Regions from separate parts of the Mus musculus genome. Here region 2 is linked to region 1. A link is a loop called in an ENCODE intact Hi-C map of the cell type or tissue named here. Cell type or tissue: left cerebral cortex. All regions are shown on one strand. Each heading gives the region's core, and the rest is flanking DNA. Links, peaks and the distances in the headings are about the cores only.

Region 1 (15,780 bases), core at 6,444-8,943:
TCCTGTCATTTGAGTCCTATATTTGAATTTTATGTACTCATACATAAAGATGTTTGGGAGGTGGTTTTAGGTCACGAACTTGAAAGGCTTCTATGCAGGTGGGAAGAGCTCTTAAGGGAAAGATAAGAGAATAAATGTGATGTGACATCGGCAGGGTGGGGCTCAGGAGGAAGAGGGCGGCCATCAGACAGAGGGCAGGGGTGTGGGGGAGGATCAGTAGACAGAGGCAGGGGTGTGTGGGAGGACCAGCAGACAGAGGCAGGGGTGTGGGGAGGATCACCAGACAGAGGCAGGGGTGTGGGGAGGACTACCAGACAGAGGCAGGGGTGTGGGGAGGACTACCAGACAGAGGCAGGGATGAGGGGAGGATCACCAGACAGAGGCAGGGGTGTGGGGAGGACCATCAGACAGAGGCAGGGGTGTGGGGAGGACCATCAGACAGAGGGAAGGGGTGTGTGAGAGGATCAGTAGACAGAGGCAGGGGTGTGTGGGAGGACCAGCAGACAGAGGCAGGGGTGTGGGGAGGATCACCAGACAGAGGCAGGGGTGTGGGGAGGACTACCAGACAGAGGCAGGGATGAGGGGAGGATCACCAGACAGAGGCAGGGGTGTGGGGAGGACCATCAGACAGAGGCAGGGGTGTGAGGAGGACCATCAGACAGAGGGAAGGGGTGTGGGGAGGTCCATCAGACAGAGGCAGGGATGAGGGGAGGATCACCAGACAGAGGTAGGGGTGTGGGGAGGACCACCAGACAGAGGCAGGGGTGTGGGGAGGACCACCAGACAGAGGCAGGGGTGTGGGGAGGACCACCAGACAGAGGCAGGGGTGTGGGGAGGACCACCAGACAGAGGCAGGGGTGTGTGGGGGGGTGTAAGAACATGCCCTGATAAGATCCATTACATTGCACACTCATTTTAAAAATGTTTTAAAAGAACCAAGTTGAGTTAACAGATATGAACTTTTGAAAACTGAATGGTCATGAACTATGAAAGAGGATGCAGCCAGGCAGTGGTGGCGCACGCCTTTAATCCCAGCACTTGGGAGGCAGAGGCAGGCGGATTTCTGAGTTTGAGGCCAGCCTGGTCTACAGAGTGAGTTCCAGGACAGCCAGGGCTACACAGAGAAATCCTGTCTCGAAAAAAAACAAATATACATACATACATACATACATACATACAAACATACATACACACAAACACACATACATGCATGCATACATACATACATACATACATACATTCAAATTCAATAGTGAAAGTGTAAAATCCAGTCTTAAGCTCCACAGTTTCAGAATGGCTACTCTAACTGTATAGAAGGTCATTGAGATCTGTAGATTTGGGACCTGGTCAATTTCAGTGTGTGAGGTTTTTCTGAGACTTTTTAAAAATAATAAAGTACACACACACACACACACACACACACACACACACACACACACACACACACACCAGAAGCTTAGGCTTTGATCTTAAGCTGTGAAAGGAAACAACCCAAGTCTTCTGGTTTTTTTGTTTGTTTGGTTTGGTTTCTGTTTTTTCGAGACAGGGTTTCTCTCTGTAGCCCAGGCTGTCCTGGAACTCACTCTGTAGACCAGGCTGGCCTCGAACTCAGAAATCCTCCTGCCTCTGCCTCCCGAGTGCTGGGATTGAAGGCATGCGCCACCACGCCCAGCTCCAAGTCTTCTGAAAATGCAGTAGCCACTCTGAAAGACTAGCTAAATGTTGAGGGAGAGAGAATCGATTCCTAGTAACACCCCAAGTATAGAACAAAGCAAGTGGAAAGATGGGACTATGGTTGCCAGTGTAGAATATCAGAGCGGAGCCCAGACTCTGAAGCCCAGAGCATCATATATCAGCTGTGCCATTTACTAGAATACAGTCTTAGGCATATCTTAAATTAAACGTTTTATTACTTGTTTTATGTACATGGGTGCTTTGCCTTCGTCCCACGTCTGAGCACTGTGTGCCAGAAGAGGGTGCTGGACCGCCTGGGACTGGAGTTGCTGATGGTTGTGGGCCACCGTTCAGATGTGGGTACTTGAACCTGGGCCCTCTAGAAGAGCAACCACTGCTCTTCTTACTGCAGAGCCATCTCTCCTGCCTCTCTGAAGTGGAAATGTCCAAAAGGAAATCGCATGTAGTTTTAATTTAATGATTTGTATCTAGCTAGCATATAATAACATTATTTCCCTCTTCTGCCTACCCTTCCCTTGCCCACCCACCCTGCCATGATTCCTCCAAAATCATGGCTGCCTCTTCTTCAACCACTGTTGTCACACATGCATATAAGTGAATACACACGCAACTCTAGCTTGCTGACTCCGTAGTGTTCCCAGCCTAAGGTGTATTTGAACACCTCTTTGTGTTTCGATGTTTCTCATCTGAAAGATGGAGATCACCTAGCAAGCTGCTCCTGAGGGTACTAGAAAGATTGAGGTTGCTGTTCTTAGCACAGACATCCACTCATGAGGCTGGAGATTGAGAGCACTGTCTGCTCCTCCGGAAGACCTGGGTTCAAGTCCCAGCATCTAAATGGAGGCTAACAATCATTGTTAACTTCAGGCCCAGGGGATCAGACACCCCTTGCACAGGCACTATACAGATGTGGTGCACAGACATATATGTGGGCAAAATTCTCATTACATAAAAATAAATAATCCTTTAAAAGATTCCTCTAGCTTGGAGCCAGTCTTGCAGACGAATAGAAAACAGGAGAGAGAGGTAGAAGCAAAGGGCGAGAAGCTGCAGCTATATAAGACCAGTAGATTGGTAGCTTCGGAAAGAATCCATAGCGAGGAGCAGCATTTGAAGAAAGACAGGTAAAGAATTTTCTGTAAGTGAAGACAAAGAAGCCTCCGGAATGAAAAGACACAATGTGTTCTGAGTAAGGGAAAAATTCCATTCCTGGACATGTTGGAGAGAAATTACAAAACAATAAAGACAAAGGAGAAGGCATGGAAACCCTACAGAAAAGAAACGCCCACAAATAAACGATATTTGTGGAATATCGTTTGAAGCCAATTTTTCAGCAGCAGCGAAAGATGCCAATGTTCTCACAGCTTCCAAGTGGCCACAGGACAATTACAACCCTACATTCAGCCAGCTGGCCTTTGAAGACAAAGAGACTGTCAATTAGACATGGACTCGATGGTTATCCATGGTTTACTAAAAAGTGATGTTCGCTTTTCATTTAAATGTAATATTTAAACATTTGCTTAAATAATTTATGAAGGATGAATGTTAGTAAAAAGTCACTAAGGCCCTGCCCCTTGACAGTTGCAGCACTTAGGAGAGCCGGCCCTGCACCTTGCTTGGGCCGCACAGTAGAACTGGCCCTGGCGGAGCGGGTGCAGGTGCTGCGAAGGGGCAAGGGAGAGAGCACAGAGAGCGAACCCCACCACTCTGGTGTGGGTGGGGGGCGATGCCCTTCCCCCTCCCCCTTGCCACCTGCGTTTAGTCTTGAGAGCTGGCCCTAAGGGCATTGGGAGCAGAATGCTAGCCCTGCCCCCTCACTGGCTGTACTCTGGGAAGAGCAGTCCCTTCACCTTCCCCGGGCAAAAGTGGAGCTAGCACTCCATGCAAAGACGCCTGCGAGCCAGCCCTTAGGGATGTGAGAACCAGCCCCTCGAAAGCTGCAGCACTTAGGAGAGTGGGCCCTTTACTTTGACTGGGCAGCACAATGGTGCTGGCTCTGGAGGTGTGGGTGCGGGTGAACCATCCAGAAGGCTTGAGAGCCGGGGAGCTGACCCTACCTCCTGCCGGTGGTGACATTGGTGGCTAGATAACTAGTCCTGGTCCAGCTCAGCTACCACCCAGGTCCAGATCTAAGGTTCTGAATTGGGCAACTCCAAAATCTTTATCATCTGCTAAAGGTTGGGCCTCATGAAAGGGCCAGTTCGGTTGATCCAAAACTGCAGGATCTCCGTGACACAGGGCAACAACAGGATGACCAGGAGGACTCCCGGTGAGGATCCCATATTGATGGTGTCACCGGAGCCAGAGATCTCAAACCAGACCAATGACTCACCACAGTGGACATTTGCAAGAGAAGATGTGTGGACAGAGGGATGTACTGTGGGACACACTGTGACACACTACAGCGTCCACAATGAGATGATCGCTATACTTTGTTTATGTTTATGTCTCTTTCTTTTAGGGGAGAAGGTTACAAGTTTCGCAGGCAGATATGAGGGGACCGGGAGATGAGAGGGACTAGGTTGCAAGATATGAAATTAACAAAGAATCGATAAAAAGATTTTTTTAAGGTCGCTAGCCTTACAAAGGGAAGAATTCTCTTCCTGCCAGGATGAAATCACAGGAAGTAGATTTATGTCTCCACCTGGAACAACTAAGCCGGAATAAAATACGTAGATGATGAATCCCGGACACTCGGGAGCAAAGGGCAGTGAGACACGCCAGATGAGAGCCACCCCGTGCACCTGCTGAAGACCTAGAGCAAGACTCCAGCCAGATGACAGCCCACGCTGGGCCTTGGATGCCTTCCTGAGATGAGGAGACAGAGCTGGGGCTCCAAGGAGGCTGGGGAAGCAGTCGGTAGGACCGAGAAACACAGAGAGCAGGCTCTGTAGTACTGACTACTGAGGTCACCCACCGAGGAGAGTGCCCGCCGTGCCTACCAGCCAGAGCAGAAAGTCTCAGAATTCTTGGGCCTCAGCAACAGGGAAATTACCTTGTGTTTAAATGCTGATCCTGGCAAACATGATAAGAGCAAGTCAGAAAGAACCAAATTATTCCTAAATCACTCAACCAGGTTTAGAATAAAGCCAACGTTTATAGCATAAAAAAAAAATCCAGTACCCAAGAAGGCAAATGAAATTGACAACACCTAGCATCATATAAAAATCACTAGATAATAAAAAGGAGGAAAATTCTAGTTATCTTCATATTTTACTTATTTAATTATTTTTGTCTCTGTGTCTATGGTGCTGGGGAACGGCACCCTAGTGCTTTGTACATGAGAATACTTCCCTACAGGAAATGTTAAAGGAAGTTGTTCAAACAGGAGAATATGGGATGCTAGATCCACATAAAGAAATAATAAGCCAACGGAAGTAATAACTGTGTGGGCAAAATAGAACGGCTCCAGTTACTTAAATCACTTTAAAATACAATGAACTATTCAAAGTTGCATAATAATGCTTGATGACTGCAGTGTTCTAAGTCGAGAAAAGATATGTGTCAGCAGCTCAGAAGCCATTGGGGCACAGTGGGGCACAGGGGGGCACACTGTCATGCACTTTTACACTCTTTAAATTTATTTTTAGCTCTCTCTTTCTTTCTGTCTCTGTCTCTCTCTGTGTCTCTCATTGCGCGCGCGCGCGCACACACGTGTGTGTGTGTGTGTGTGTGTGTGTGTGTGTGTGTGTATACTGTCCATAGAGGCCATTAGAGGGCATCAGATCATCAGAGCCCTTGAAACTGGAGTTACAATTATGAGCCACCATGTAGGTGCTGAGAATTGAACCTGGGTCCTCTGGAAGAGCAGCCACCCCCTAGTTCTTACACTCCTGATAAGCGGTATGATATCGCTGTGGTGCTAATGTATATAGTGTATACATAAAGCAACTCCTAGAATCACACTGACCTAACTAGGAAGCCAACACATAACATCTAATATAATTATAGAAAGCCCAGAGAAGTCAGAAAAAGAGAAAGGGGAACAGAGGACAAGAGGAGGGACCAGAGAGAAGGCTGGCTGGCTAAGAGAGATTGCTGTGGAATCGTGAGAACTGGAGTTGGAAGTCTGACGTCTACATAGCAAGCCAGACATCCTGCACAGGCCTGTGACCCAGGGAGACGGAGACGGAGACAGAAAGGTCACTGGGTCCTCTGGGCTTCCAGCCTAGCCAGGAACGTGCAAGCCTCAGGTTCAGGGAGAGAGCCCGACTCAGGGATGGAGAGAGACTGAAGAGAACAGTTAGTGCTCTCTTCTGGCCTTGTGAGTGTGCACAGGCACATTCAGACCTGCATATAAATATGTGCACACACTTAGACACACACACATACAAATAAATAGATCTTTATAAAAATAACAGGTAGAAACAAAATAGTAAAATTATATTAAATGCAAAAGGCCTAAAGACTTCAATCTAAAAGCAGAGACATTCAGATTGAATAATTTTTTAAAAAGAGGGACTGACTTTTGAAAATTTTTAAGATTTAAAAAGTATATGCTATTTAAAAGAAACTCAGTTTTAGTATTAAGAAACATAAATTAAATGTGAAATGATGAAAAAATATAACAGGAGCTAGGTAGATTACATCTCCTTCATATTGTGATCCCCAGCACCTTAGACTGTGATTTTTTTTTGATTTTGAGAGAGTGTCTCTGTGTGTAGCCAAGGTTGAATTCATGATCCTCCTGTCTCAGCCTGCCAAGTGCTGGGATTGGATGTATGCACCGTCACAACGGGTTTACAGCTTTATGTCGAGTGGCTTCTACTTTCTTGTGTAAGATTCTCAACACTGCCACAATGAACATCTTTAAATGTCTTTCCTCTTTCATTAAAAAACCTTTTAAAATATTTTTATTTAGTGTGTGTGTGTGTGTGTGTGTGTGTATGAAGCAAGCACAAATGCGGACGTCAAAAGACTGCTTGCTGGAGTCATTTCTCTCCTTTAACTACATGGGCCTTGAGAATCAAACTCAGGTCATCAGATTCCATGGCTCCTTTACCTGTGGGGACATTCTGCTGTCCCTCCATTGGCATTTTAAAATTTCATTGAGAATTTCATAATATGCATACAATGTATTTGGTTCATATCAACCCCCGCCACTCCAACTCCTCCCATACCCTCCTTGTGTCAGTTCTCCTTCCCAACTCCATGTCCCCTTTCCATGGTCCACTGAGTCTTTTGGCATTTTTTGGGAAATATTTCTATTTTAATTACCCATGTATGCATGTCTGTGTGTGGGTATGTGCATGTGAGTGCAGTGCCAGCAGAGGCCAGCAGAGGGCGCTGGATCCCCTGAAGCTGGCGTTATTCACAATTGGGAGCAACCTCAAGAAGATGCTGGGAATCAAACTCAGGGTCTCTGCAAGAGAATTAGTGTTCCCAACTGCTGTGCTATCTCTCCAGCCCTAGTCAATCCACCATTTACTTACTTACTCGTTTATTGTTATATGTGTGCATGATGTGTGGAGATGTATGCCAGAGATTGTCCTGCCTCTGCCTCTCAAGTGCTGAGTTGGACTCAGACCTGAACACACACACACACACACACACACACACACACACAGAGTGGGGAGGGGGAGAGACAGAGACAGAGAGAGAAAACGAGAGCGGGGGTGGGTGGGGGTGGGTGAGGGACTGGAAGAATGTAAGCATGAGCCAATGAACTATGTCTATTACCTGCTTTCATTTTTCTTTTGGATTTATCTGTGTAGTCCTGGCTGGCCTGGAATTCACAGACATTCTCCTGCCTCTGCCCCTCAAGTGCTGGGATTAAAAGCATGTGCAGAGATGTTCCATCCTACTGCTTTTTAAGAGCTCTTTGTTTATTAAGGATTTAACTTTAGAGTATCAGGTATCTTAGGGTCCCTTGAGGCAAACCATATGTCTGGAAGTCAGATTCCCAAGAGACTGAAGCAACTCTGTCTCTGGCCAGTGGAGGGCAGCAGTGGGCAAGATTCACTTTCAGATCAGAGGGACCTGCATCTGTGTGTGTGTGTGTGTGTGTGTGTGTGTGTGTGTGTGTGTGTGTGTGTGTGTGTGTGTGTATGAGAGAGAGAGAGAGGGGGGGGGGAGGGAGAGGGAGAGGGAGAGGGAGAGGGAGAGGGAGAGGGAGAGGGAGAGGGAGAGGGAGAGGGAGAGGGAGAGGGAGAGGGAGAGGGAGAGGGAGAGGGAGAGGGAGAGGGAGAGGGAGAGGGAGAGGGAGAGGGAGAGGGAGAGAGAGAGAGAGAGAGAGAGAGCTGGAGCCTAGACGCATCAGCTTCTGCTGTGGAGGTGAGGCAGTGCTCCTTCCCAGCCTGACTAGATTTGAGGCTTCTGTGTCTAAACAGACTCCCTGTGGGCTAAACAGTTAAACAGTGCAGGTTAGTAGGCCTGTGAGGACCCACACTATGGGAGAGGCTTGGGAGCGAGGGACCATCGGGATCTAATGGTCAGATTCTGACGGGCTGCCGGATGTTCTACCTGGGGGCCCAGTGGACAGCAGTTTTGCCAAAAAAAGATGGAAGTCTGAAAGCACCAGGCTCAGTTTGAAACTCTAGGGGTGTCCAGTCCCTCGCAGCCTCATCTCTAGGTCCACAGACCCTAAGGCCACTCCTGCCCTGGAACAAGAGTTATCTAAGACTAATTCAGAGCAAGGGGAGGGGTCGTCTCCTTCCTTTGTCTTCCCTGCTGTTCCCCCAACACTGCTACACTCCAGGTCTGATAGAGGGATGGGGAGCCATTTTCTAGCTAGGGTAACCCTGCCTCTCCCTCAGGCTAGGAGTAAGGCAGGCCCAAGGGGGCCCTCACTTGGCTCATGAAGGGAACACAGAGGAATGGCAACTGTGCTCAAGGGACATTGAGACACTTGCCTCAGAGTTACTAGACTCACCAGTGTGGCAGCAGAGAAGGGCTGGCTGGAATGATATGTGGGCCTTGTGGGGGCAGGGGCCAGCAGCTGAGAAGTAACTCATTCCTCAGGGCTCCCCACAGAGTAGGGGAGGGAGGGTGTGGCTGCAGCTCCCTCCCCTCCATCCCAGGCCTGAACGGATCTAGACTCCTGTTCTCTTGCTTATATTGATAATGACAGCAACTACTGCTGTTTACAGACAGCTGCTATGCTGTTCGCCTCCTACTTAGCTCTTCCAGAACATTCTTTCATCAAATCCCACTTAGGTGATTGATAGGTCTACCATCTCTCCTAGGTGACTGCCAGGTGAGGTGACAGAAATGTGCAGGTTTCTGCTGCTTGCTCCAGGTCACAGTAATAAGTCAAAGTCCTCTACTCACTCCAGAAGGCAAGACCTGTCCTCTGGGACCCCCATAACACTGGTTGTTCTGTACCCAATATCGGGCATCTTGGTGTGCATGAAGGTGCCACTGATTGGAAGAGGTCTAGGAAGGTGAGAGAAGAGGCCTTGGGAGTCTGGCTATCTGGACCACCATCGACACTCATAAAAAACCATTGCAAGGGGCTGGAGAGATGGCTCAGCGGGTTAAGAGCACTAACTCCCAGAGGACCTGAGTTCAATTCCCAGCAACCACATGGTGGCTCACAACCATCAGTAATGGGATCTGATGCCCTCTTCTGGTGTGTCTGAAGACAGCTACAGTGAACTCATATACATAAAATAAATAAATCTTTAAAAAAATATTAAAAAAAAAACATTGCAAGCTTCCTTCAGAGACCCGGGATACCTGGTATCCATGAGCCACAATAAAGATGAAGAATGTCTGAGGGTTTGGGGTGCCTTTGTTCACCCCTCAAGCCATGGTCTTCCCAAGGCTGCACATACCTGCAAGTTTTTTTAACTTATGGACTTCATGATATCTTAGTTATGGTTTCTATTGCTGTGATAAACACCATGACCAAAAGCAATTTGGGGAGAAAAGTGTTTAGTTCCGTTTATAGCTTGTAATCCATTATCCAGGAAAGCAGGGGCAGGAATTCAAGGCAGGAACCGAAACAGAAGAGTGGCACTTAGTGGCTTGCTCCAGGTAGCTTGCTTAGTCTGCTTTCTTTTACACCCCAGAACTGTCTATCCAGAGATGGCACCTGCCACAGTGAGCTTGGCCTTCTCACACTGATCAGCGATCAGGAAAAACTCCCACAGACTTGCCTACAGACCCGTAGGTGTGTTCTGAATGAAGACTCCTTCCCAGAAGACCTCAGCTTATGTCAACATGACATAAAAAGAAGCCAGCACACACAGGGCGGGGAAGAATGAAGCCGATGGGTGCGTGGTGGGGATTGAGGAGGGGAGCCCCACAAAATAGCTGGGGCAGGGTCAGCACAAGATGGGCAGAGGCCCTCTGGGGGTTCTTTAAGCCTATGAGGAAAGAGTGGCATGTATGTACATGGAGTGGGATCGGTTGCCAGCAGCTGGCCTGTAGGGTGGAGGGGAAGGTTGAGTGCCTCACCCCTATCTAGCTCCAGAAGGTAGTGGGCAGAGGGTGTGGCTTTCAGAATCTTATCAATTCTAAAGGAATGTGTGGGGCTACAGCAAACCCCAGCTACAGGCAGAGGAGTGGGGTACGAGCTGAGACCTGTCCTGACTACGGGTGGGGAGCCTGGAAGGGCCCTCATCAGGCAGGCTTGGGCCAAGGCCAGCTTTGAGGTGGAATTGGCAGAGAGCCTTAGGCATTCCTGCCCTTTGCATGAGCTGGCCTTTCCTCCCTGCTGCCAGGGTCCACCCCGGCTTCCTCCTCCTTGTTGGCTCTTGCAGATCAACTCATTGGGTTGGTTCTGACTCTGTCATGTCTCCCTTTATCAAAACACAGCATCAGGGTATTTATTGGTTGAAGTGATGTGTGTGTGTGTGTGTGTGTGTGTGTGTGTGTGTGTGTGTGCTTGCATGTTTTAGACAGGGTTGCATATTCAGACCTGTTTGTCCTGGAACTCACTCTGTAGACCAGACTAGCCTTGAACCGCCTTGACCCTGCCTCCCTCCTGAGTACTGTGGTAAAGGCATGTGTCGCCATGCCTGGCCTAAGATCATTTTTAATTGTCGAAATCCACCCAGTGTATATATTTAACCCCTGGTTCACAGTGAGGCTCAGAGAGGATAAAGAACACACCTACATCAGGTGTCTGGCAAACCTCAGAGTCCCAGATCAGATCTACAAACTCACCATCCAGCTCCAAGGCTGACCCACGTTCCGCTTCTCCACACTGGGGCTTCAGTGAGACTGATGTCTGAAGCTTATGGTGTGTCCAGTCTGTTCCTGGAGCCATAAGTTAATATCTCACGGTCTCAGCTTATCTTGCCCTTGGTTGGGGTACGAGTTACCTTTCTTGCCCCTGTAACAAAATGCCCGACAAAGCAACACAAGAAAGGGGGAGTTACTCTGGCTCGAGGTTTGAGGGTTCAGCTCATCATGGCTAGGAAAATCAAGCAGCAGATTTATGAGGTAGGTGGTGTGGTGGTTTGCATAGGTAGGGCCCCCATAGACTCCTGTGTTTGAGTGCTTGGCACGTAGGGAGTGGCGCTATTAGGACGTGTGGCCTTGTTGGAGGAAGTGTGTCAGTGTGGGAGATGGGCTTTGAGGTCTCAAGCTACACCCAGTGTGGCTCACAGTCTCCTTCTGCTGCCTGTGGATCAAGATGTAGAACTCTCAGCTCCTCCTCCAGCACCATGTCTGCCTGCCTGCTGCCATGCTTCCTGCCCTGATGATGATGGACTGAACCTCTGAAACTGTAAGCCAGTCTCAATGGAATGCTTTTCTTTATAAGAGCTGCCATGGTCATGGTGTCTCTTCACAGCAATAAAACTCAAACTAAGACAGATAGTCACACTGTGTGCACAGTAAGGGAGAGTGGTGGTGCACACCTTTGATCCTCACTCAGGAGGCAGAGGCAGATCTCTGAGTTCAAGGCCAGCCAGGTCTATAGGGAGAAACTCTGCCTCAAAAAACCATGATGGTGATGATGGTGATGGTGGTGGTGGTGATGATGATGATAATAACAACAACAGTAAGTTGCCTTGGTAACTGTGTTTGATTACAGCAATAGGAAAATCACTAATATCCTTGGTGACAAGAGCCCCGAGTCTATGTGTCTACCACAGTTACAGCCCCTGCTTCAACTTACTCACGAGCTTCTGATTCTCAACAGTGTCAGCCAATAAGCTCTCATTTTTGCTTAGGTCATTTTGGTTAGGTGCTTTTGGTTGCTACTTGCAACCAAAGGACACAGAATTAATGCCACCTGTGTAACAGGTAAATGGCTTCTCCATTGAATTCTTGGCTTCTATTCCTTGAACCTATGCCTTTCCCATGCCCCATCTTGGCAGTGGCTCTACCATCACTCAATCGATTAAGCACTTCTTCTTCCTTTTTTTTTTTTCTTTTTTCAAGACAGGGTTTCTCTGTGTAGCCCTGGCTGTCCTGGAACTCACTTTGTAGACCAGGCTGGCCTCAAACTCAGAAATCCACCTGCCTCTGCCTCCTGAGTGCTGGGATTAAAGGCGTGCGCCACCACACCCGGCTCTCTTAAGCACTTCTTTTTCCTCCTCACCAACCCCAAATCTAATCACCAGACATGGTGTCTCTGTTTTGGGCTTGTGTTAAAACACAAACCCTTCTACTATCTTCCACAGTCCAGTCCAGATTCTACTCGTCTTCATTTGCCCGGTCTCCTAGTCCAGGTCAGCCCTCTCTCACCAGGAGGATTCCAGGCAGCCTTTCTGGTCTTTCTGCCAGAGTGATCTTTCAAACACACCAATCAGATTACATCACCCCCTTGGTCAGAGTTCTTTAATAACTTCCCACTGCATTTGAAATGAGATCGACACTCGTTGCCAAGGCTTTAAAGAAGGAAAGTTGCCTTCTTTATGAGGCCACTTGTATCGCTAGCTCGCTGTCTGGAATGATCTGTATCTTTGAATGGCTGCTGTTGTCAGAGGGAGCCTTCACTCGGGTGTCACTCTGAAAGAGATCTTCTTCCTGTAGTGTCCTGGCTCAGACAGAACCCACTCCCAGGCCCACCCCACAGCCCTCGCTCTGACAACACCACGTTGACCTCCATCGTGGCACTAGTCACGGTAGATGATCGTGAGTGACTCAGACGGACTAGTCATTGAGCCATAGTCTAAAAGGCAGCTCTGTATCTGTGTGGGTTCACTGAGGTGAGCTGGCCGCCTCCACGGCCCACGTGAAGCAAACGCATATCCTCCCCTGAGAAGAAGCAGGTGAGGTGGAACATCAAAGTATTGCTACATTTTTTTCATGCATGATGACCAGTTTTAATGAAGAAAAAAAAACCCCACTAAACACCTTGTAATGGTTGTGTGCAAGTGTGTGAAACACACACATACACGAGAGAGAGAGAGAGAGAGAGAGAGAGAGAGAGAGAGAGAGAGATTGTGCATGTTTGTGTCCACGTGTATATGGAAGCCAGAAGTTGATATCGGATGTCTTCCTCATTTGCACTCCACCTTATTTTTTATTTTTTGAGATGAGATCTTTTTCTCAGGCAGGCTGCTAGTCAGCAAGCTTCAGAGGTCTTGCTCTCTCTGCTTCCTCACTGATGAGATTATAGGCATGTGACAGGGCCCCCAACTTTTGAAATGGTGTTGGGAACTCAAACCCAGGTCCTTACAATGTACGGCAGAGCAGTTTACTGATGGAGCCCTCTCTCCAGCTTGGTGGTGTTTCATCTTGATCTGTGTTGCCTGACTGTGCTGAGAGGAAGTGCCTGGCAGATCAGTGACGCACACTTCCGGGTGCGTCTAGTAGGGCTTTTAGTGAGAAGAGCAACCAAGGAGGAAAGGCCTATCCTAAACTGGGCAGCACCATGCATGAAAGTCAGTAGATCAAGAGGTAAAGAAAAAAGAATTCTGTCTGAGCAGAAAGGCTTCCTGGCTACAAGGTGAGCGACCTTGCTCTTATCGCCTCTTGTCACCTCTTGTCACCTCTTGCTGCTGCGTCAGTGACAAGCTGCGTCATACCTCACTGCCGGCCGTCAGCAATGGTGGAAACAGCCATGGGCTGAAACTCTGAAACCCTGAGACAGAATAAATCTTTTCTTCTTTCAAGTCGCTCTTTCAGGGGCTGTTGCTGTGATGAGACGTGTGACTCACACACATGCAAAGACACACACATTGACTAAACCCCAAGGAGAGGAAAAAAAAATCTCCACAGGAAATTGTGACCATGATTAGGCATTTACTATTTATTTCTTAATTTAAAATTATTGTGTGGTGGGGATTTGTGGTGGTGGTGGGTGAGGGGGTGTGTACTACCCAGCAAGTGTGTGGAGGTCAGTAGACAATATTTAAAAATTTTAAATTTTTGGATATGAGTGTTTCGCCTGCATGCGTGTCTGAATATCACTTACATGCCTGGTATCCTTGGAGACCAGAAGAGGGTATCAGATGCCCTGGAAGTAGAATTACAGATTGTTGTGAGCGGCCCATGTGAAAGCTAGGCACGGAACCTGGTCCTCTGGAAGAGCAGCCAGTGCTCTTGACCACTGAGCCATCTCTCCAGCTCCCACCTTTGTATGGCTTTCAGGGATTGAAGTCAGGTTTCAAGGTTTGCTCGACCAGTGTGTCTGCCCACTGAGCCATCCTATCGGCCCTATCATCAGACTTTAAAGATAATAGCGATTAAGCCAGGCGTGGTGGCACACGCCTTCAATCCCAGCACTCAGGAGGCAGAGGCAGACGGATTTCTGAGTTCGAGGCCAACCTGGTCTACAGATTGAGTTCCAGGACAGCCAGGGCTATACAGAGAAACCCTGTCTCGAAAAACCAAAAATAAATAAATAAATAAATAAACAAACAAATAAATAATAATAATAGCGATTAACGGGATTGATAACTTAACGAAAAGATGGGGTGTCTCAGAAGAAAAACATAAACGATGAAGATTGTAAAAATGAATTCTAGAACTAGCAAGTATGGCAGTTGAAACTCAGTAAGTGGATCAGGCAGCAGATTGGACACAGGTAGAGAAAGAATTAGCAGACTCAACATAGGTCAAAAGAAAATGCTCAGACTGAGGTAGGGAGACACTGAAACGTAGAAAACAGAGTAGTTAGGAGAAGCCTGAAGGAGAGGTTAGGAGCAGCCAGAGGACAGAAGGCATCAAATCTCACAGTGTCTCTGATGGAACCAAGGGCCGAATGCCCCACAGAAACCGTGGCAGAGGAAGACGATGGAACCAGTGTGACTTTCAGACTCCTACAAGAAAACACTGTCTCGAACCCTGTCTCAATCCCTGCTGTATTCTCTCTTCCTCTTCCCTCCTTCTTTTCCTCCTCCTCTTTCTGTTGAGACTGGATCTCACTAAGTAGCCCTGGCTGGCCTGGAACTCTCTATGTGGCCCACTCTGCTCTGAAAACTCACCAAGATCTCCTTGCCCACCCCTCCCCCAGTCCCGACAAGCTCTAAAACCATAGCCTCTGGCATACTATATCTTCATATATTTATATTTTTGTCTCCTTTGACTTAGATGTAAAATGATCACTGTAACATGTGTGCATGCATACCCCTTCACATGCACACGCACACAAAAACACACACACACACACATGCACACACACATACACAGACACATACACACACACACACACACAGACACACACAGACACATACACGCACGCACACACACACATGTACACACACACACACACATTTCCATCTATGTTATTCAGAGTCTGTAACATGCCATGTCAGCAGAAACAGAAATTGTATTTATTGCCTACTTTCCTGTGTTTTGAGTTTTCCTTTTCCCCCTTAAGATTAAAAGTTTCTCGACATAGATCAGCTGTGTGGACAAATGAAGGGATCAGCCATGCAGGAGGCTGAGGCAGATTAATCCCAAATTCAAGGCCTGCCTGGGCTATGGAGGAGTCCAAAGTCAACCTGGGCACCTTAGTGAAACCTTGTCCAAAAACCTTAGATAGATAGATAGATAGATAGATAGATAGATAGATAGATAGATAGATAGATAGATAGATAGATAGATAGATAAAAGAAAGTAAGACAGGCTGGGCATGTGGCTCACTGGTAGAGCATTTGCTAGGGTGTATAAGGCCCTGTCTGAAATCCCCAGTGCTACTAAACAGACAGACAGACAGACAAACTCTCAAATAAAACTGTT
Region 2 (15,780 bases), core at 4,575-7,074, 52 kb after region 1:
ACAGCACCTCCCAAGGCCAAATGCAGCTAAGGCAGGATTACATGCCTCTTGGAGGGGTCAGGAGCAGGTGGGTCTCAATCTCAGCTGAGGCTCCAGTGAACTTCCCTACCCACTTCTATTTGAAAAGTCTTTGGGTCGCATGTGTGTGATCACAGCTTCTGTGGTTTCAAGCCAGCAACACCATGCCATACTCAGAAGACAGAAGGCCATAATAGAACTGCTACGTTGCCTTATTTCTATAAAACCGAAACCCTAAATCCTCTCCTCCCTGGGCCCACACGAAGCATCCATCCCTCTGAATCATGTCACGGTTGCCTCGTTTGGTTGCAGGTCTGTTATCCCTTCCGTGTGGCAAGCTCTTCTTTGCTCTGGGCCTCTACATGCCAGTCTCTCTCCTAGAATCGCCCTCTTCCTGGTTTCAGCTTAAATCCCTTTTCCTCTGGAGAGTTCACCACGATCTCTTCTGTCTCCCGGCACTTCAGATCTCTCCTCTGTAGTGCTCATGAGCCCTAAATAAATAATCAGTAAAGGAATTCTTTGCTGAGCCCTGTCTCTGAGAGCAGACTTTTGGAGAGTTCACTCACATCACGAATAGCCACCGCGCTTCCTCACCGGGAACTCCATCTCCCAGCTTCTATTGCGGTTGGACAGGCCATGTGACTAGTCTTGGCCAATGGATGGTGAGGAATGATATGAGTCACTTCCAGGCAAGAGCAGTAGAAAACCCATGCTCTGGCCATTCAGACAATCTTAAGTTCCAGTAGGTACTGTTCAAAGATGTCTGTGACTAGCCAGTCTAAGGTCCTCGATGACTAGAGCAGGGGACCCATGTGGGCAGGTGGTACAAGCCGGCAGCATTCTCCTTCTGTGTTCTATACCTGAGGTTTGGAGCTCTTAATTCCCATAGTACAGTTTGGGTAGTACTGTGCTCCGTCTGACTGGGGACCAGGGTTTGTCCTCTGCTGCCTCTCCAGAACCTCGGGCCCTGAATGAGGCCCCTGAGTTGGCACTTGGGGAATGTGTGCTGAATTATTAAAAATATAAGTCATGGTTCCTTCCTCAATTAAATTACCCTAGCCTGGCATGAGGGTATGTGCGTTTAATCCCAGGACTCAGGAGACAGAGGCAGGCAGGTTTCTGCAAGTTTGAGAGCAGTCTGATCTACATAGAGAGTTCCAGGTTAGCCAGGTTACACAGTGCGATCCTGATAATTTTTTTTTCTTAAACACATATTTATGGAACAAATACATCTACAGAGCAGGTAGGATTTAGTCAGGAGCTGCACTGTCCACATTAGAGACACGGGAGGGGGAGAGGATCAGCCTCAGCCACAGAGAGCTTCCTAAGGGAGGGTAAAAGTTGCGGAATCGGAGAGGATGTGCATCGTCTGTAAGTTGCAGGCAGTTGTGAGCCTCCCATGGTGGGTCCTCTTAACCATTGAGCTCTCTGTCCAGCGCCTTCACCTCTCCTCATAGCTTTTAAATGGCTAGGCTAAAATCTGAAGGGTGAGTTGAAGCTGGCCATGGAAGTTGAGCCTGGGTGAAGGGAACCACATACGAAAAGGGATATGGCGAGGGTGGGATGGCCACTCATGCTGGCTGAAACCGCTTTGTGGGTGGTCAGAGAGGAGTCCCGCAAGGTAGGGAGGAGCCGGGCGCACACAAATCCCCTCAAAAGGCCCCAGCTCCGCACTCAGTGCCTTCAGTGTCCTTAGACTTTGGCCCTAAAGCCTTTTCTAGGGCTCTTCTGAGTGCCAGTGATGACCTCACAGTTACATTTGGGGACCATAGGATATTCAGGGCAGTGATAAGCTGAACCTTTCAATAATGCCATAATTAGCACACTCAGGGTGTTTTCTTTTTAGGCTTACTGTGTGTGTGTGTGTGTGTGTGTGTGTGTGTGTGTGTGTATGTATTATGTGTGTGTATATTGTGTGTGTGTGAATATGGATGTATGTGTATGTATGTATTCAGGGTCTCACTGTGTAGCTCTGGTTGGCCTGTAGATCAGGTTAGCTCCAAATTCACAGAGATCCTCCTATTTCTTTCCCTGAGATATGCAACACAACACCCAGTTAGAATTTATTTTTAAGGGCTATTTTAATATTTACCAAAACTTGGAGTATATAGTAGAGGGTTCCCCTTATATACTCCCACCATTCTTCCCTCATTATCAATATATTATGACTAAGTGATACAGTTTTCCACAATTATTGGCAGATAGTTTTACTGACATAACTAATTTGACTCTATAGTTTGATTAGAGATTCTTGGTTTTGCTTTAACACCTATTTTTCTGCTCCAATACCTCACCTAGGGCAATCACATTACACTTAGTCATCCTGTCTCCTCAGGCTCTGCCAGCCTGTGACTTTCAGACTTCCCTGTTTTGGGTTTTGTTTTGTTTTGTTTTTTAATGATCTTGACAGTTCTGAGAAATTAGGTATTTTGTTTCAGCACTAGTGGAGTGTGCCTGATATCTTTTTCCTTGTGAGAAAGAGTACCACCGAGGAAATGTGCCATTAAAATAAAATCATGTGGGACTGGAGCGATGGTTCAGCGGTTAAGAGCACTGACTGTTCTTTCAAAGGATCAACTCCCAGAACCTCCATAGCAGCTCAGAACTGTCTGTAACTCCAGTTCCAGGGGATCTGATGCACTCACACAAATACTAAACCAGACAAAGCACCAATGCACAGCAAATAAAAAACAATAAAAATAAAGAAAAATACCGTGAGAGAGAGAGAGAGAAAGAGACAGAGAGAGAGAGAGAGAGAGAGAGAGAGAGAGAGACTATGCACATTTGCAGGGTTTTACTGCTGTGAACAGACACCATGACCAAAGCAAGTCTTATAAAGGACATTTAATTGGGGCTGGCGTATAGATTTAGAAGCTCAGTCCATGATCATCAAGGTGGAAGCATGGCAGCATCCAGGCAGACATGGTGCAGGCAGAGCTGAGGGCTCTACATCTTCACCTGAAGGCTGCTAGTGGAAGACTGACTTCCAGGCAGCTAGGATGAGGGTCTTAAGCCCACACCCACAGTGACACACCTACTCTAACAAGGCCACACTTCCTAATAGTGCCACTCCCTGACCCAAGCATGTACAAACCATCACATTCCACTCCCTGGCCCCATAGGCTTGTTCAAACACATGAGTCTATGGGGGCCATACCTAAACATTGCATAATGCAAAATACATTTAGTCCACTTTCCAAAGTCCCCATAGTCTATAGCAGTTTCAACAATGTTAAAAGTCCAAAGTTCAAAGTCTCTTCTGAGATCCATCCAATCACTTAACTGTAATCCCCAAAGCAAGACAGGAAACCAGCTGGGCAAACTCCAAATTCTGCACGCCCATGGCTGAGGTCAAAATGGTCTTCAGCTCTCCAACTCCTTTTTCATCTTTGTTGACTGCAACAAACTTCTTTTCCTGGGCTGGCTACACTCTCTGTTAGCAGCATTCCTCATCAGATATCCTATGACTCTGGCATCTCAGATAGCTTGGGTTCTCCAAGGCAACTTCAGCTTCACAGCTTCTTGTTTCAATGTCTGGGATCCACACATGATCTTCTGGGCTCCACCAAAGAGCTAGGGTCATTTTTCCAGCTCTGCACTCTGTAGCACTCTAAGCTCAGGTTGATCCATTCCACTGCCTTTGCTGTTCTTGGTGATCATACCACGGTACTGGCATCTCCAATACACTGGGGTCTTCTGCTGCAGCTAGGCTTCATCAATACCCTCTCATAGGCTTTCTTCATGGTGCCAAGTCTCAAATCCTTTACATGAGCCCTTCAGTCCTGGGCCATCAATTGCAACTGAGGTTGCACCTTCACCAGAGTTTCTCTGGCTTCTGCCCTGCCCAGGCATCTTTTGAGTCCTAACATGTGCGTTCATGCTCCACCCCCACCCCCACCCCCAGCATGTTGGGCGAGACTGGCCAGTGGTGACCCCTCACTGGACTGGAGGGGCCTCGGGATCCCACCTCGCTGGGGGGCCTTCACCTTCATTGCACCATGGAGGCTTTTGGATGAGACCCTGACTGGCAAGAAGGGAGTGTCTGATCTCCTGGAGGTGGAGTTACAGGCAATGATGGGCTCTTTAACATGGATGCTGGAATCTAAACTGTAGAACCATGAATGCTGACCAAGCCCTCCAGCTCTCCAGCCCCTAAAGGTTTTTTTTTTTTTTTTTGTTAAGAATGTTTATTGTTTTTAATTATGCTAGGGGAGGGGGTCTGTGCATATATGAGAGAAGGTTCTGCAGGAGTCCAGAAGAGGGCATCGGATCCCCCGGAGCTAAAGTTACAGGCTGTTGTGAGCCACAGGACTTGGGTGGTAGAAACCAAACTCAGGTCCTCAGGCCCAGTGCATTCTAACTGCAGAGTCATGCCTCCAGCCCCGGAAGGTTTGCTTTTCATCTCGTCAAATGTGCACACCGTCAGCATGATTCATGGCTGCTGATGTGCCCTTCATTTGTTTTCTTCTTCCTTTTCTGACTGTGCATTTGGAAGGAAGTCACTCTAAAACCCATGCCCCACATCCCACACCTCGATTCTTGATTCTTCTACACGGGTGATTTCTCGCTTCATTCCCATTGCTGGCCAGTGTTTTTCCTCACAGAACCTTCTCAACTCTGGGCTAGTCTTTTTGTTTTCAGAACAAAGGTGTTCCTCTCTTCTCCAGGCTCATCCCAGAGCCATGTTCTGAAAACAGCCCCTATCTCTCTAGGAGAGTAGCCTTCTCTGTGTTGTCAATACCATATCATTCCAGTTAATTTTTGCCGCTTGCTTATTGTGCCTCTGCCCTATGCCCGGAATTGTGTGCTTGATGCTTTGAGAAGGAACCAACGACCTCCGTGGGTCCCACCCTCCAGCTTCCCCAATGTGTGACATCCTGTGCTAAACTGGAATCCTCACGAGGACAGCGACTTTGTCCACACTTTTTAGAACTGTGTTCCCAGCCAACTAGCGCACGTGCCTATGAACTTATACTTCCCAGAAAGCAGGATGGTTTTTTGTGTCCTTCCTTCTCTGGGATGCTTAGGACGGCAGAGGCAGCCCTGATCCTCTAGGCCTGCAGGTGGACAGCAGAGTGTGCCACAGAAATCTAAGCGGGTTCGGAATCGGGAATGCCTGCCTCCTCAGGTAGAAGTGAAGTTTAGAAGTTGACACAGCCCGCGAGGCCGAATCAAGAGGACTTGGTGACTGATTGGCTGGGGAGGGTGAGGCGGGAGGAGGAGTCGCGCAGATGGCTCTGAGGTCTGGAGCTGGGGGGACAGGCGGTGCCACCTCTGATAGACTTTCTAGAAGTGCTGTCAGCTCCTGGTCGCCCCACCGCTGAGACTCAGGCCTAGGGTTGGGAAGCGGTGTCCTGGCTTGTGCAAACTTCTGCACCCCACCCCGCCCCCACGTCCTTTCTTCAGAAATAAATAACCAAAATCTTAGCAGGGATCTTGAGCCTGGCCGTTTGTCACCGGGTGTGTGTGTGGGGGGGGGGGGGAGCACCGTGGGGGTCTGCACCAGCTTGCGATTTCCCAAGGAGGGACACCCCCACCCCTCCCGAGAGCAGCGTGACCAGCCAGTCCCGGGTCCCCAGGCCACCGCCACCCGGGAGCGGAGTCTGGGCGGGACAATGGCCGCGGCCGCCCGGGCCCCGGGAGCCCCCGTGCTGGGGAAGGGGCTGTCCTAGGGCCGGGCGCCGGTGCCCTCCCCGCGCGGCTCGGGCGGGCGGAGGGGGGCGCGGAGTTCCTTTGTGGCTCAGCCTCCGGCGCGGCGCGGCGCGGGCAGGGGGCGCCGCGCAACTTTCCTTGGCGGCGGCGGCGGCGAGCGCGAGACGAGGCCCCGGGGCCGAGCGGGGGCCCCCAGCGCGCGGCCCGTCCCCGCCCCGCCGGCCCCCTCCCCTCGCCGTCGCCAGCGCCGGGCGCTGCCCACTCGCCGGAGCCCCGGGGCCGGGCGGGCTGCGCAGCCGAGAGGCGGGGGGCCGGACGCGGCTCGCTCGCGGGGCCCAGCGCGCCGGGGCCGCGCGGCTGCACAGCCGGCCTCCGCCGCCGCGGCGCCTGCAGAACCCAGAAGTGAACAGCAGGCGACCCGGAAGGTTTGCGCGCCGCTCCGCACCGAGCCCCAGCCGCGCGCCGCCGCCACCGCCGCCACCGCCGAAGCCGGGAGCCCCCAGCCCGGCCCTACTCGGGCCGCCGGGCTCGGGGCTGCGGCCGCGTCCCGGAGCGCCGCCAGCACTGCCAGGTCCGTGCGGGCCCGGGGCGCGCGGGGGAGCGGGCCCGCCCGCGGGAAAGTTGCGCCGAGTTGCGGGGCGGGGGCCGGGCGGGCGCGAGCGCTGTCAGCGCGGGGCGGCCGCGCTGCGTGGGCCCGGGGGTCGCCGGTGCCTCGGGCCGGGCCCCGGGGCGGCCGTGGCTGCGGCGGCTGCGCGCGCGGGGTAGGCAGCGTCTCCCGCGGCGTGTCTGGGGTTCGTCTCCGAGTGTGTGCGTGTGTGTTTTCCTAAGCCGGGCTATTCAAACCTGCTGCAATTCTCCGGTAAACAATGATTCATGGGGCTTAATGCAAATAAACGGATTGCAAACGGCGCGGTTCGCGCACTTTGCAGCCGGCCCGGTGGAGCGGCCAGTGCCGGATTTCTCCGTTTTTTTGCAGATCTGCAGAATATGGCGTCCCTGTCCTGTTTTAAAAATAAGCCAGGCTGCCATTTTTGTTTTTCTTTTGTCTGAAGATTTTAATAAAACTGTCTGAGAATGTGGGAGAGGCGGCTGGAAGCAGAGGGGGCACCCGAAGGGTTGGCTTTTTTCCTTTTCTTTGGAGAGAGCCGGGAGCCTTTCGGGGAGGTGAGACACAATACAATTACACTTTAAAGGAAAAAATAAGGGGGAGAGAAGCTGCCGGGTGATTTGGGGGGAGGGGGCTGGGAATTTAAAGTTAACTCTGAAAGTTTTCTTTTCTTTCTTGCTTTTTTTTTTTTTTAAGATTTTTTTTTTCTTCCCCTGAGGGCCCTGAGATGCCGCGAAAGGATATGGGGGCCCATTTCTCTGTTTCTTCCCACCTAGCTAGTCGCCTTTGCAGGGTTTTTGGGAAAAGTTAACTGCCGGTTTCCCCAGAACTGCGTGGGTGGGGATGTCGTGTGTGTGTGTGTGTGTGTGTGTGTGTGTGTGTGTGTGTGTGTAGGGCTGAGGTGAGAGGTTTTGGGAGGAGTCGTTTGGACGAGGCTCTGTATCAAAGTGGTATTGTAAGGAACTATATTGTAGCCCCAGATTTGGGGGAGTTGGCTGGCTCTAGGGGCATAAAGTGGGCCCAGGGTTTGGAGCTAAGATCCCTGTCATGAGGACATGACCCTTCTTGCCACCCTGTCCTCCAGCAGTGTGGATCCTTTAGGAGCTGTGTGTGTGTTGGAGATGGAGGGAGGCTTGCCCCTTCATGGGTGGCCAGAGCCCCCTTGGTGGACAGGAAGTTTTGGTAGCCCCCTCTTGGGGCAAGTCTGGTTGATTGCAGTGGAAGAACCCCCTTCAGGTATGGGTGGTCTTCTTAGCCTCCAGAGATGGCCTCTGTTGATGAATGTCCTTAGTGGTGGGTTTTTAGCTGGGTACAGGCCTGCAGCTCCTGTGGGTCCCGATATACATAGGAGTAGCTGACTGCCTGGCCCTTGTGTTCTGGGCCTGTCCTCTGCTTGTGTTAACTCCTTTCTGCCACCCGGCCTGCCACTTTGAAGTCTCCTGATTGGACATCAGTTGAGTTTCTGAAGTGGCTGACTGGACTGGCTGGTGACTGTACAGGCAGCAGAGTGGTATGAGGCCAGGCCCATAAAATCTGAATGTGGTCTTTTCCCCTTTTGGGGGAGACTCTGTCCTAGGAGGATGCTCTGAGCCTTTGTGCTTATCTAGGGCCCTCCCCCCATTTCCTGGAGGGAAAAGTCTCCTTTCAGAGCGGTGTCCTGGCTTCACCAGGCCAATGTGAGCTCCCCAAGGGCAGCCAGTGGGAACAAGGCCTGAGAGCGTTGAGCTGCAGAGCTAGGCATGCCTGGGTCACCCGGTTCTGAACCAACAAGGTTTTAGATGGAGAAACTGAGGCCCAAGAGTCACTACTCTGCCCAGTAGAGGAGAGCTGAGACTGGAACCCACGTTTGGGTTCTCTGTTTTGGAGCGCTCTCACCCCCAGCATGGTTTGCTTCAGACAAAACTGAACAGGAATAGACAGTGTGGCCCCCTTCCTTTCCCCCTGGACCCCATTATCATCACATTTCAGGAAATCAAATGTCACAGTGTGTACCATGTCCTATGTGGCTACAGCCATGTCAGGCGCTCCCCAAAACTGAGTTGAGGTCAGATGTTCAGGTGGGGGCAGTTGAACTCATTTTAAAATTAAGAAACTGAGGCTTAGAGAGGCTGGGCAGTGACGGAGGAGGGATGGCCTGCAGACTCCTTGTGTGGGCCTTTCCTAAGTGGGTGGTGCTGTGGGCAGGACCTTTCCCAACTTCTAGTTTTTGGTCTGAAATTCTTCTGCTGACCCCAGTGGCTGTGTAAAAATCCAGAGGCTTACTCCCACCCCAAAGAATGTCAGAGATGAAAAGGCCCCGGAGGTCATCTGGACTCGGAGAGGAAAGCACTGGCTCCAAGTCTGGCCCTAGCTTGTTCTGGAGCCCCGATCTCCTGTCTCCTTTTTTCTGTGAAATGCTCAGAGAGAGAGAGTGAAACACTGGGCTGGGTGTAGGGGAGCTAGCTGGTGCAGGGGCTGGCGGGTAATGGCTACACTAGATAAGTTGGCCCTAGGGGCTAAGGGATAGTCTGCGGTGACCTTGGGAAACAGAGGCCAGCTTGGTCTTAGGTGGGAAGAAACTGCTGTGTGAGCAAGCTGTGGCCTCTGTCTAAAGCAAGCTTAGCCCTGCCCTTCCCTAGGCAGCCATTCCTTGCCTCTTCTCTTGTTGCTCTGTATTCTTACTGTTTGTATAGTCTCTCATTTGTGACTAGGCCATTCATTTGTTCTTCCACTGTCCACTTCTTAGTCTATGGGTCAGTTCAGTAGTCCTGTCTGTCCCATCAACCATCCGTCCGTCCGTCCGTCCGTCCATCCATCCTTCCATCCATCCAATCAGTCCAGCTCCCCCCAGCCCAGGTTGGACAGATATGAGATGCAAATGTAACCCTGGCACTTTTGAATACCAACAGAGGAGAAAAGCCAAGGCTTCGGGTACGTTCCTAGGGATTGAGAGTATCAGAGGCTCTTTAGCATTTGTGTCTCAGATCTCTGAGCATGCCCTGTACCTCTGTGAGCTTCCACCTGTACAGTGGGCGCTGTCCTTATCTCACCATGATGGGGGGAGATAATAACAGTGGCTCTGAGGTCTCCCGCCCGGCCAGGCATGTCCTGGGCATGTGCTCAGGACATGGTCACTGCCCCATAAGGACCGTCATTTACTTTTCTAGTCCAGGCCTTGTCTCTGTGAACCATGGCGGGGGGGTTTTCAGAATGCCAAGTGATCTGTGGACCCTGACAATCCCCTTCTCCCCCTGCTGAAAGTTCCACTGCTTCCTGAACATTTAGAAGAAAAATAAGTAGTAGAAATTTAGTAGAAAAATAAGTAATAATTCTGGCCTACGGGGATGGGGAGGGGGAGGGGGGCTTCTGTAGTTTCAGCCTTGCCCACCTTTCAACCTCTGCTTTCACGCGCCAGCCCTGCCCTGCCTACCCCTATATCTTACCACCTCTGGCCACGCTAGCTTCTTTGCGCACCTTCCCTGACCTGGAATGTTTTTTTTTCCCCGATCCCGTGGCACCATCGAACATCACCTCCTCAAAGGGGCCTTTGCTGACCGTCTGCTGTAAATAGCTTCCCACTGTTACATGAGCCCCTGCGTATTTTCTTTTGTGGCTCTGGGCATCTGAGACCTTCTCATTTGCTTGTTTGTTTAAGCAAACACATGTCTGCCCCGGGCACATGTTTAAGTTCTAGAGCAGCTTAAGGGCCACTCAGGCTTCCAGTGAGGTGTGGTCGGGACTTCGGCAGAGGTGAGGAGGGACTGTGGAGCCAGGTGTGGTGGCAGCCTCGGTGTCCTGGCAGTGCCTGGGAGGTGATGTCACATCGAGGTCTGTCATCCTCCCCTGGGAATCTTGGGGTTGTTGTTAGGCAGTGGTGGGATTGATTAGATCACAGGCCCAGACTCAGAACGGTAGAACCCAAGCAGCTTCCCCCACCCAGAACCTTTGACACTTTGACCATGACCCTGTCATGAACTGTCACCATGTGTTTAGGGAGCAACAGAGGGTGGTCACTTTGTGCCAGACCATGTTCTCTGAGGCTTTGTGCATATGGAGATATAGTTGTCACTGTTATCCTCTTTTGCAGCTGAGGAAGTATGGGTATGGAGGAGTCAGAGAGCTTATCTCTGTGGAGTTGAGGGGCGTCTGGTGCCAGGTGGGAGCACTGCTGGGTCTGGTTAGGATCCCACAGTTGTGGGGAAGCCCAGCCTTACCTGACCCCTGCCCACATCCTAACTGAAGAGCTTCTGCTCTCTCTCTCCTAGAACTCCCTCCCTCCCTAGAGCCCTTGTCACCCATGCAGTCAGGTGGCTGTCACTGCTGGGACACTGTTTCTTCTTTACACACTTAGAGTTCCTGCACCTTCCAGTGAATGACCGTGGGAAGCCAAGCTAGAGTGCCGGCTTCCGGGGGTGTTGACTGGGTCAGTCTGGTGGTCTTGGTGCACAATATTGAACATGTGAAAGAACGAATCAATGGGTACACAGAGACTGCTAAGTATTACCTAAGCACCCCACCCACCACCCCACCCCACTCCTGTCTCTGTAGCACCATGCTGACACTTGCTTGGGGTCCCTAGAGAGGCTTGATGTCCTCAGGGAAATGAGACCCGCGTTCTGCTCCTGTAGTGGGCATCTGATGATGCTTATGCAGCCAATGTCTTCTTACTCATTGGGGAAACTACAGGGTTAGGGAAGAGGGGTGCTCTGTGCCTACGACTGTATGTGTCTCCTGAGGCTTTCTTTACCTCTCTGATCATCAGGTTTGAACAGGCTGCCCAGCCTTTGCCTGGGGGTTCAGGGGAAGCAAGAAGCCCTGGCGGGAGTAGCTGTGCCCCATTCAGTACCATCCGCCCCCCCCTCGTGGAGCAATGGTCCTGAAGCACAGAAAATTTCCCCGACACTGAAGAAGCCAAGTGTTGTAGATGTGTGTTGGGAACAGCTGTGGTGTTAGGAGAGCTTTCTGGAACCCCAGAGCAGAGGTGGGCTTCAGAGACTTGACAAGTAGCGAGGTGGTGTCACTAGTAGATCAGCTGTGACAGACAGGCTGAGAGTCTTGGCTCTGAGGCCTAAGGAGTCTTTAGTCTGTTGGTTCTTGCCTCACCATTGTGACCAGCAAAGGTATCCATTTGAGCTTTAGGCAAAGGCTTCAGGCTTGTCGGAGCAGCCGTTCTCAACCGGTAGGTTGTGACTCTTAGTGGGTGTGTGAACAACCCTTTCACAGGGTCACAGATCAGTTATCCTGTGTATCAAATCTTTGCATTACCATTCACAACAGGAGCAACATTTCAGTCACAAAGTAGCAACGAAAATAATTTCATGGTTGGGGGTCACTACAACATGAGGGACTGTATTCAAGGGTCACAGCATTAGGAAGGCCGAGAACCTCTGCCTCAGAGGATAGTCTAGTTAGCCAGATTCTGGGGCTCTGTTGGGGGACACCTGGCTGTGGTGGGTAGACTCCCCATTCCACTCAGACATACACAGTCATACACATATAGTCATCTGTTCTGCCGCCATCCCTGAGTCTTCATGCATCCCATGGCACTCCCTCGGGCCAGTGTCCACCCCTTGCCTGGATCTGCTTGGAGAAGTGGAGTCACCCATGAACAAGAGAAGGCAGTAGAACTGAGAACCTGGGGGGGGGGGGTGAGCTACCAGGTAGGGTTGGGGATAGTTCAGTCCCCTTCGTAGTAAGTCTTCCCAGGTCCGCCCACCCACGTGGCCACCCAGTCCTTCTGCGTGGGGTCCATATCATTTGCTAGCCTTTACTCAGGCCTGAGCCTTTCCTGGCCTGATCACAGACGGCCTACACGGGAGGGGAAGGGGCTACTTCATGGAGGAGTTATGAGCACATGCTGGGGTTCTTAGTTTGGGACCTATCTTGAAAGACAGATTCGTCCATGTCAGCAGAGCAGCCCTGATGTGGGGAGTAGTCAGAAGAGCTGAGGGAAGCTCCCGCACCTCAGATACTGGCACACGAGTGTAAGGTTCCTCGGACCTTAGGAGCCCATCACCGGCAGGTGTAGTGGCTGCATATCACAGAGCTAGGCACCATTCTGGAATCGTATGCCTATTCACCTGTACTGGCCTTGCTGCATCCCTGTGGCCTGTACGGTGACACACTCTCTACCCTCACCAGTTACAGATGGCAACTTTGAACTCGGGGCTTTGTTGTGATCCAGAGGCCCAGGCCTAGCTGGGCTCTCTTGACTGTAAATGCCACCCTTCCAACCTAGGCCCATCCCTTCCCAGCTGTGATTGGTTGAGCCCCTTCACTTCCTAGAGAAGGACCCAGAGACCCAGAAAGGTTTGCCAGAGGTTTCTGTACCCTCAGCCCTCACCACAGAGCACCATGCCCGACCCTAAATCAGGAAACACTCTGAGAACCAGGAGGGCAGGGGCAGGGTTTATGGAGCTGGGCAGATCTGTAAGAAGGACAGGGTAACCCCCCCGCCCCGCCCCCCCCATCCCCCGCAGGATGCCTTTTGATACATTAGCTCAGGTGTGTTCTAGACATCTTCCTGGGAGTGTGCCACACTTCAGAAATGTCCACAGCATCTTTCTTGAGAGGTTGGGAGGGAAGTGAGAAAGACTTGGAAAGCATCTAAAGGTATCTGGGAGGAGGAAGGGTTGGGGACTGTCACCCTGATCAACCTGGCATCCCCGAGGGAGCTGCCAGCAGAAAGTCAATAAGGTGATGGCGTCTCGGGCTGCTGCGGAAGGTTCATTGCCCTGGGTTGTCTCGAGCTGGGTGTGGAGCTGCCGAGGATACAGGGATGGGGGAGTGGAAGGTCAGGAGGTCACCGTGTGCGCACATGGATCACCCCTCTCTGCCTCCCAGGCCTGTGGGGCTACAAACCCTGCCCTAATCAGATCCAGGGTCCTCAGTCTTGTTCCTCACGGGAAGTCCACAGAAGCCAGTTTCTGAGGCGGCAGCTTGGCCTGGCTGCAATTTTAGGGGTAGAGTGGACAGGGCAGCAACAGGAGGACTTCATGGAATGGGGGACATGGAGGGCAGAGGGGCGGTGGGAGGCAGGTGTTCAGAATGGATGGCTGGGTGGGTCTCACAGAGCCAGGCAGAAGGCAGTCTCACCAAAGCCTCTCTCCTGCAAAGCCTTTGCTTGTCCTTTCTCCGGCATCCCCCTGGCCACTCTGGACTGCTCAGGGCCCTCCCTCAGTACATGAACTGCTCAGGCCATCGCCTGTACCTGCCCTACACTCACCATGCTGCCATGGGCGGCTCCTGATTCCTGCCTGTGCAGTTCTGCTCTTCGGGGGTGGGGTGGGGGAGCAGTGTTCCCTCTCTGTGCTGGGAATGCTTCTGTCTGTACCCCTCTGCTCTTCTGGCATGAAGAGACCCCGCCCCCTTTGAGCCCCTCCAGGCCTTATGTAGCACCAGTGTGAACTGAGCCCTGCCCATCTCCAATTCGGAGGGTGCATGGCTTTGCCGTGATCCTAACGTCGAGTGTCACTCTTGGCTGTTGGGGTGACCAGTGTATTTAGAGGTACGATAAAGGGAGGATAGGAGTTTGGAACTGGGTAAACTGATTCCTGTTAAGGGAAAGATCAGAGAAAATTTGCCTTGAATCTAAGATCCGTCAATTGAGCCATGAGGCCCTGCTGGGGACCAGGGAATACAACCATGAACCCTCAAATAAGCCATCCTCACCCAGCCCACGGCTCGTGTGGGGAACTGGATAGACAAATGACCAGGCCACTCACCCCTGGCAGTGTGATCTCAGCTGAGATTTGATGTCAGGATTCTGGCTCTAGAACCTTCAGATGGTTGGCACAGGCTGGCATGTAAAAGCAGCTTGTTTAGGGTGGGTGGTATAAGTGCTGATAGGGGCAGAAGGGTAGGTGCAGTGGTTGGATGACGGGAAGAATGTGGGCGACAGGACCTCTGGAGACCTTGGCTGACCAGCTGCAGGGTTAGGACTTCCCCAAGCAGTGGACCTATAAAGGACTTTCTGTGGGAGAGTGAGTGACAGACAGGCAGGCTGGGCTATCCCTCGGCCTGTCTTCCTGGCTGGAGCCCCTGGATGCAATGAGACTTCCTCACTGCCCTCCCACTGGGGGCATGGGTAGTGCTAGGGCTTACAGTAGGACCCTTATCTTCTCTTTTGGAAAAATTTGGAGATCTTCATAGTTTGGATAGGAGGCAAGGGTGTCTTGCTTTCCAAACAAAGCTTGCAAAAGCTTCAATTTTATTTTAAAAGTATTCTTCGAGGCAGCCACATAGGCACACGGTAGAAAAGTCATAAAAGACAGCTATGAAGTACATCAGCCCCCCGGCCCTGTCTCTGCCCTGTTCCAACCCTCGCTCCTCGCCCACTGTCAGCATTCAAGTCACTTAGTGGCATCCCATGTTGAGAGTGATTTTTATCTTTTGGCCTCCTGACTACTGTCCCACAAGTATCTCCTAACTGCCCATGGAGGGTTATTAACTATACCCTTTAATGGGTGTGGTGGTAGTCTGAACTCCAGATCCCCCATAGTCTGGATCAGAGCCCCACATTCCCTGCTTGCCTTTGGGCAGCTGCCCAGTCCCTCTGTGCCCCCGGTCCCTCATAGGCTCATGTGCACATTGAACAAGTCACAGCAGTGTCACTGTGGACAGTCACAGAGGAGAGTCATTTCAGAGCCATCTCTATCGCTTGCAAGTTTGGCCGTTCCAGGTTCTCGCTCTTAAGAACCCACGACCATAAGCGGTGTCATGCATAGAACTTCAGGTTGTTTTCTAGGGACAGCTGACCAAGACTGGGCTCGCTAGGCCATGGGGTCTGAATACCTTTTGAGCTCCTCACATATCATGGGTCGATCCTTTCTGGAAGTGCTTGTTCCAGTTCACACTCCCACCGATCACCCACAGAAGTGTCACTGTCCTCCCTGCGCCCCCACCAGTATCGGGTGTTCTCATTTTTCATAGTTCCCTTTGCTCTGTTGGCAGGGGAAGCCCGTTGGCTTTTCATGGCTGGTGAGGCAGAACCGCAGGCCGTGTTCACTAGCCACTCACATCTTTAAGGATCAGCACACACGCCACCCCCTGCTCATGCCAGCAGGAATGGGGTTAGGCAGATAGAGGCAGCAGATCTGAGTGTACTGCAAGGGGCTTTCAGAGGAGGGAGGGCATTTACTTCTGTCCAGACTGTAACATTTTTAATTCCCATGCATGCACACTGTCATTCATTCATTCACTCATTCACTCACTCATTCGAACACCAGGTGCTGCCAAAAGGTCTCTAATTCTTTCTGATGGAGTCCCGTGACTAGGGTGGCTAAGAAGAGACAGATATGGGAAGTGCCCTGATGATAGGCATGCAGGGCCCAGGGCACAGAACCCACGTAGGGTTAGCAGACTCCATATGCAGGAAGAAGAAACTGTGCATCAGGAAACATGGGAAGGGGGAGGGGGGAGGATTTGGACTTGGCCAGTGAGTGGCCCTGGGGTCCTTGAAGGATAGAAAGCAAGAAGGGAAGCAGATTCTATAGGGAGAGGAACTGTCAGCCTGAGTGGCCATT

The links. Hi-C counts contacts between places; a loop is a spot of excess contacts. Peaks named below come from ENCODE experiments on the same cell type or tissue, not always from the same donor. Only the 100,000 strongest peaks of a DNase experiment are listed, where the experiment ranks them.
Region 2: a loop joins it to region 1, with 2.4 times the contacts of the local background. A loop is called at or near these places in 10 of 42 quality-filtered maps.

Annotation. Positions count from the first base shown.
Region 1 is chr4:128,850,270-128,866,049 of GRCm38, reverse strand. No RefSeq gene overlaps it. Among named protein-coding and RNA genes, the nearest start is that of Gm33814, 18 kb to the left of the region's middle. In left cerebral cortex, for the core only: CTCF peaks have their summits at 6,950 (motif pointing right) and 7,605 (motif pointing right); a DNase peak (open chromatin) is centred at 7,627.
Region 2 is chr4:128,796,473-128,812,252 of GRCm38, reverse strand. It overlaps Zfp362 (zinc finger protein 362), which reads left to right and starts at 6,141. Exons shown (of 9, transcript NM_001081098.1): 1 at 6,141-6,241. In left cerebral cortex, for the core only: a CTCF peak has its summit at 6,087; DNase peaks (open chromatin) are centred at 5,263, 6,096 and 6,615; H3K4me3 peaks cover 1,859 bases; H3K27ac peaks cover 1,125 bases.